2 separate regions of the Homo sapiens genome follow, and region 1 is linked to region 2. Evidence: chromatin contacts called from ENCODE Hi-C or POLR2A ChIA-PET data. All regions are on one chromosome and are shown on one strand. Each heading gives the region's core, a stretch centred on a gene start or an enhancer-like site at or near the end of the contact. The rest is flanking DNA. Distances are from core to core; before and after follow the strand shown. Region 1 overlaps DOCK2 (dedicator of cytokinesis 2). Region 2 overlaps DOCK2 (dedicator of cytokinesis 2).

What was found. Hi-C counts contacts between places; a loop is a spot of excess contacts on that map. ChIA-PET counts read pairs that join two places held with the same protein, here RNA polymerase II (POLR2A).
Region 1: a map with no recorded cell type shows a loop between it and region 2 (4-fold over the local background). The contact joins two enhancer-like sites. A Hi-C loop is called at or near these places in 1 of 37 single-sample maps with no recorded cell type. POLR2A ChIA-PET finds 5 or more read pairs at or near these places in 4 of 52 experiments (BJ, CD4-positive, alpha-beta T cell, GM12878 and 1 more).

What each region holds. Positions count from the first base shown.
Region 1 is chr5:169,777,563-169,780,767 of GRCh38, forward strand. The region is part of intron 25 of DOCK2 (dedicator of cytokinesis 2); the gene reads left to right. Among named protein-coding and RNA genes, the nearest start is that of DOCK2, 140 kb to the left of the region's middle. Within about 2 kb of position 1,774, at least 3 of the 41 ENCODE cell types and tissues checked have a DNase peak (open chromatin) inside an H3K27ac peak, as active enhancers do; they include GM12878, where a contact is called at or near this core.
Region 2 is chr5:169,744,101-169,747,361 of GRCh38, forward strand. The region is part of intron 22 of DOCK2 (dedicator of cytokinesis 2); the gene reads left to right. Among named protein-coding and RNA genes, the nearest start is that of DOCK2, 110 kb to the left of the region's middle. Within about 2 kb of position 1,556, at least 3 of the 41 ENCODE cell types and tissues checked have a DNase peak (open chromatin) inside an H3K27ac peak, as active enhancers do; they include GM12878, where a contact is called at or near this core.

The DNA.
Region 1 (3,205 bases), core at 524-3,023, 34 kb after region 2:
CCCATTTCTGGTGTAGGCACAACACAGGACAGTTGTTCAGAATAAGGGGCTGGATCAATTCCTGATTTTGCTACCTTACCCGGGATACTTCACCTCTGTAAGCATCTGATTCTTCACCTGTGAAAGGAAAACAATATAGACGGTTGACCTCACTGGTTTCCCGTGAGCATTGAATGTGATGTTGCCGGTGAGAGGCATAGAGAGGCCTGGTCCTTAGTAAGGACTCATAAGCCAAGTTTCATCATTAATAACTATTACTAGTGCTACTATTATTTGCAGTCATCTGGTAGCATCATAGAAGGTACAACTGGAAGTCAGGAGAGCTGGAGTCTCAGCTCTGCAGTTTCCTGTGCATTCCAACTTAGAGAATGAATTCATCCCTCCGTCTTCATTTTCCTCATTTCTCAAATGAGAAGCTTGAATGAGGGGATACGTGAGCACACATTCCCTCCTGAGGTTTGTGGTCCTAAGCTAACTGTAACCTAGGGTTCAGGGTTTGAGTTACTCTGTGCAGCAGCACTCAGCACCTTCCACTGCCACAAGTGCTCCTGGATGGTGGGAACCTGGCTCCTCAGTTACTATTTCTGGAGTTCTTACTAACACACAGAGGTGCATTGTGCTGAGAACCATATATCATTACCTTCATGAATCCTCCCATCAACACTGTCTTACAAGGGCTGTTATGATCACCTCTTTGCAGGTGCTAAAGCTGAGATTTATATAGGAAGCTGGGATTTAAACATAGGCTCCTAACACCCATACTAAATGGTCTCTGTGTCCACAGTGTTCAGTAGTGAGTAGTAATATTTTTGTTCTTATAAATATTGGTTGGGCTGCACTCGAGGATTTGGAAGAACTGGGATGGAGAGGACACTCAGCAGTGTGCTCTTATTGCACTCTTCTCTCTTTTACTCAGTCCTTTCAAAATTGTAGGCACAAAAGTCAGGAAGGCAACACCTGTAAGACTTTGGGGGCAGCTCCTGCTACCTTAGCCCTGTCTAACTTTCTCTCTCTGTAAAATGAGACTGATAAACAGTTGCTCTGCCCTACTTGCCTGGTAGAGTCATTTTGAGCTACACGAAGGATTGTATATGCGTGTGTGCATTAAAGAATTTGCACATTGGGCATATCGAGTGTTTGAGCTGAAAGGAATGTTAGCAACCAGCTGCCCAGAGATAGTCAAATTCAGCAATTGAGAGAAACCCTGAAGGGGCTTCACCTTGGGTGTATAACAAGCAGGCCCACTTCTCCCTGCTTCTTAGAATAGCTCACTGTATCTATGTCTCTGTCAGTCTACTGATCTACCAATCTATCTATCTATATATCCAAGAAAATTTTCAGCAAAAAAATTCTAAGTCTAAAGAAGTATGTGGTATTCGTTTTTCTGTGCCTGGCTTATTTCAGTTAGCATCACGTGAAAAATTGATCTGGCTCTGATGAGGGATGTTGATAGTGGGGAAGGCCACGTGTGGGTGGGGACAGGGGATATATGGGAACTGTGTACTTTTGACTCAATTTTGCTGTGAACCTAAAGCTGCTCTTTAAACAAAACTACTCCAAAAATAAAAAACAAATACAGTACAAACATTGACCTGAATTACCACCACCCCTGATCCATTTTACAGAGGAGGAAAAAAGGCCCTGAAAGAGGAAGTGGCTCTTCTAAGGCTACTGAGTAGAAGAGTTAAGATAGAACCCCTGGTTCAGCTTTTTCTGCCCACATACCAATTTACTTACCAATTGTTAGCACTGAAAGTGTGGCCCTGTCCCTCCCTGGCTTAAAGGGTACACTTCAGTGACTTAGGGAGGGGGTGGTGGGGCTTCAGTTTCACTGCCTGTGCTCATGGTGGTGCCTGTGGTTGGGGGGAGGGGACATCTCTGCCATTGCTGGCTCCCTGGCATCACTGTGCCTGCGATTGTGAGCTGTTGGTGGTGGTGTCCAATGGCTCACACTGGCTCATTGCTGGGACAGTGGGATAATTTCCTAGGGCCAGCTCTAGAGGAACTCACAAGATGATTAGGTGGTGGCTGAGGTTCAGATGGGTTCAGGCTTTCTGCCCCACCAGCTTCTAGCTATGCAGGTCCAGCCATCTCCCTGTCCGTCTCTGTCTGTCTCTCATTTGTTCTGTCCCCACCCCACCCCCGCATCATCCCATGCAGCCCCTTTTCTAAAATCTTCTGCTTCACCCCATCCCTAGAGGAACTCCCCCTTTCCCCTTGCTCTCTTCTTAAGCCTGAACAACTCGCATCAGCTTAGACACCAGCCAGTTCCTAGGGAGGCAGTTCTCCACTCAGTCCCCTCAGGTTCCAGGTGTGGAGGAGGTGTGGTGACTGACTGTGGCCCCGTAGAGAGTGTAGGCTGCAGGAATTCATCCCGTTGCATTTGCCCTCCCAGAGAGAGCTCTAACCAGTTTTCTTTCTGGGTCACCGAAGCAGTAAGGCACACCTTGCCAAGGTGAGCATTATTTTTTTCTCAGACCCAGCGTCTTCTAATCTACTTTGGGGGTCATGTATTTCCCCTTCCACCATGGCTTTGGCCTTGATCCTTTTGGATCTAGCAACCCTGGCATTGCTGTGCTAAGAAGCATGTGGCTCTTGCCCATCCAGCGTGAGCCCAGTTTGCCCTGGTGATTGCCACCTTCCCCTAGCTGTAAACTCTGCTCTATGACTGAGGAGGGACGGAGTCAGCTCTGGTTAGATTTGTAAGTTTTAAGGCTCCCCCAACCCAATAAATGTGTGTGTGTGTGTGTGTGTGTGTGTGTGTGTGTGTGTGTGTGTTGAATCGTTCTAACACACCTTCCAAAATGCATGGGAAAGTTGTCAACTTCTTTTCTCATGGTGTGTTAAAAGAATTTGGCATCCAATAAAGTACCTCTGGGCCTTGTGTGCTGGCAGCTTCTGGGCAGGTTGACGGTTTCCTCCCTGTTCGTATTTGTTTCATCATAAGCCAAACAAAAGCACTGAGAATCCATGTATTCGGGATCTCAGGGGCCTCTCCTCCTTCTCGTGCTTCTCTAAGATTTTCCTTGTGCTTACGTAACACCAGCTTCCTGACTTCAGGTAAAGAGTGTGTGTTTTCTCTCTGTATTCCCAGTAACTGGCACTGGGATAGGTGTTTGAAGGTGAAAGGACCAGTTGCCTTCATTGAAAGATGGTAATATCGTCTATTGAAGAAAACACTACACAGTACGTCTTCACTTATTGT
Region 2 (3,261 bases), core at 306-2,805:
TGGAGGCCCCTAATCATGGCTTCCTGGGATTTGTGTTATCTGCCTTCCCCTGTTAGATGCTGAGAACATAGAAGAAGAATACCAGGTTCTGGTTCAAGCTATATCATTGGCACAGTCTGTGACCTAGAGCAGATCACTGCTCTCTTTCTCGTGAAAATCAAATTTAGTTTCCTACAAAATTTAAAGTTGAGCAGAGCCTTGGTTTAGTCTTACAGACTAAAAATCTTTTTTCCTTCCAGTTCAGTCACATAATATTTATAAGATGGTGAAGCCAAGTCACTTGCCCTCTCTGGCCCTGAGTCTCTTCATCTGTACAATAAGAGCAAGAACTAAATGCTCACCGGACTTCCCAGCAGCTCTTGGTTTCAAACTCAGGGGAGCTGCAGGAAGAAGCTGGCTCTACTCTGCCAAGTTCTGACTAGTGAGGGTTTGCAACAAAACCAGCCAGGGCTAGTCTAGGCAAAAAGGAGAGTTTATTTTAAAGATATTTGTGCAGCTCATAAAATCAAAAAAAAAAAAGTTAAATAATGAGACACAGAGAAGTTGGGAACCAGGACAGCCTCAGGGATCTCTTCAGCAGGAGCTCATGACCCTTCCCCCTGGAGTGCTGCCATTAAGATCACTCCAAAAAAGCCTGTTTTTATGTTTCTTTCTTAAAAATGACAAATTCCAGAAGGAGAACTGCCAGGGGGCCATTCAGTTATGGAGGGTAGGATTGGACAGGCCAACCAGCAGGAAAGTGTTGCTGGAGCCCAGCCTTGTTGGAGGAGCAGGTGGTTCCCAGGAGGACCTGGGCAGAACTCCCCACCACACACACAGGTACACCCTACAGAAAGAGCCCATGTGTCTGTAAATGATTGGGAAGCCAGGTCGGGATGTTAAATGTGGGTGGGAGACACAGTGGGCAGGTTCAATACTCTAGACCAGTAGCAGCCATGGTGATGGAATTCATTCAGCGTTTTCAGGCAGCTGTGCCTCATGGAAGAGTAACAGACTTCAAGGCAAAAGGCATGATGAGTGGACAGTCCATTAGGGATTGCTGGTGGCTGTGGGCACAAAGAAAGACAAACAGTGTGATCTCATGGGGAGGCTGACCACCACCATGCTGGATTAGGATCCTCTCTTTTCAGCCAGGTCAAGGACAGGGTACTCTGGTCCCATCTTTTCTACTTTGATGACATTTGGGCAAGTTTCAACCTCTTGAGAGTTTTTCTGTTTCCTTATCTGTGAAGTGGGGATGAGAGCAATGATAATCATGCTACTCTTCCAACTGACAACAGTACGGCAGGCGCTAACATCTGCTGGGGCCAGGCACCCATGCTGAGAACTTCCCATGTGGGTTGATCCTCGCAATCCTCTGACACAGTACTGTTATGGTTTACACTTTGCCCAAGGCTTGTGGGAATTAAGGGGGCAGTAAAGTGTAGAGCAAAGCAGTGTGCAAAGAGACTGAGAGGCTGGGCTCAGGAGCTGATGGCCAGTTTTGAATTCTGGCTCTGACACTCACTGGCCTGGTGTTTTCTGGCATGTTGCGTGAGCTTCATTAATTTGTAAAGTGGGTGTGATACTAGTGCCTGCCTCATGCTGTGGTTGTGAGGAGTGAGTGATTTCACAGGCATCCAGGAAGGTGCCTGGAGCAGAGCAGTGCTCTGTAATGTTTGCTGTTGTTTGTAATAAAGTGCCTGCCGGGCAGTGGGGATTTGAACCCAAAGCAGATTGACTCTAGAATATATATGCTGTGGCAGTTATCTCTGGTGGCAGAACAAGAAGGCTCAGGAGTGAGCTGTGTAAAAGCCGGGGTGGGGGTGAGTTAGCAGAGGGAGCTATGGAACTAGGGAGAGGAAGAGAATGAGGAGCCCTAGGCACGTAGCCACTTCAACACTCCTTGTCTCTGTGACCTTGAGCTGGACCCAGAAGGTCAGCAGCAATTGCTGAGTCCCCATAACCAACGGGAACATTCAGCACTGACTTCACTTATGCTTCTGACTTCAGGAGGGCTTTAGAGAGGGGGTTAGTTAGAAAAAGAAGGAAAGAAAGAGAGACAGAGAGTGACTAAGACAGAAAGAGAGTGATGAAGTCAGGGGGAGGGTGGGGAGAGAACTAGATATAAAGACATAGAAACCCAAGGAGAGAAAGAGAGTGATTGACACTCAAGAAGATAAACAGAAGAGGCACACACTTAAAGCCACAGAAATGAAGTAGAAAGACGGGAAAGAAGGGTGAGGGGAAGGATGGGGATTTTGCAGAGACAGTGCTGAGGGGGCTGTGACTGGCTGGCCTGCTCTGTGGTTGAGGAGCAAACAAACCTGTTAAGTGTGTCAGTGCTTTATCTAGGAAAGCACCTTTGCCAAGGCCCGGGCACACTGAGGAGCTTTTTGAGCGTGTAGGGCTGTGACAGGAGAGACTCTCTTTATCTGAATTGGAGACAGGAGCACTCTTCTGTGCATTTCACACTGGATGCCACAGATTAGGCTGCGGATATTTCACGGTTGGTGATAAACATTTGTTTGGAGAAGCCTTGAGCAGAGCAACACTCCTAAGGCTGGGGGAAGGGGTTGATAACAGGCAGGTACCTGGAGACTGGTTTTACATGAGGGACTGGTTCTATGCAATTTTACACTTGTATATTATTATAGGCATTGAAAGTCCCTAGAAGGATACCCATTAAAACTTTGACAATAGCTAACCTCCCTGGTTGGATTAATGAGGAGTCTCACCTTCTAAGTTATGTATTTCAGTTAGGTTTACATGTTTTACAGTGTAGGGATTTTATAATCAGAGAAACAAAGGCTTAAGGTAATAAGTTAACTCCTGAAATGAAGGAAGGGAAAGCAATGGCCCCTGACATAAAACAGGTTGTTGGGGCTCATCCGACAAACAGACAATGGGTGGCGGAAATGGCAGTGCATTTGAAAATATTTCTCCTTGATATTTCCAAGTTACTTTGAAAATCTGATGATCACAATCTTTCCTCTGATTCTTGCAGAAGGGTGAAATTATTAATGTCTCCTCAGCTCAGACAAATTTCCTTCCTTTGGGGTTTCCTTGGGGTTTAAAAAAATACGGCAGAAGGTGTATGCCCTGTTAGTTGGTGGGTTTCTGTTGGGTATGGTGGATATGAGGCTTTTCCCTTGAGAGAATGATGCACGCAGCATCTGCAGAATCCTCTCCTCCTTGAAGTCCCCACCTCCCACTCCTTTTTGTTTTAAATTTTAAATGAAGTTTGTGCCTAGTACACACTTTTAAAAGTATTGTCTGTTA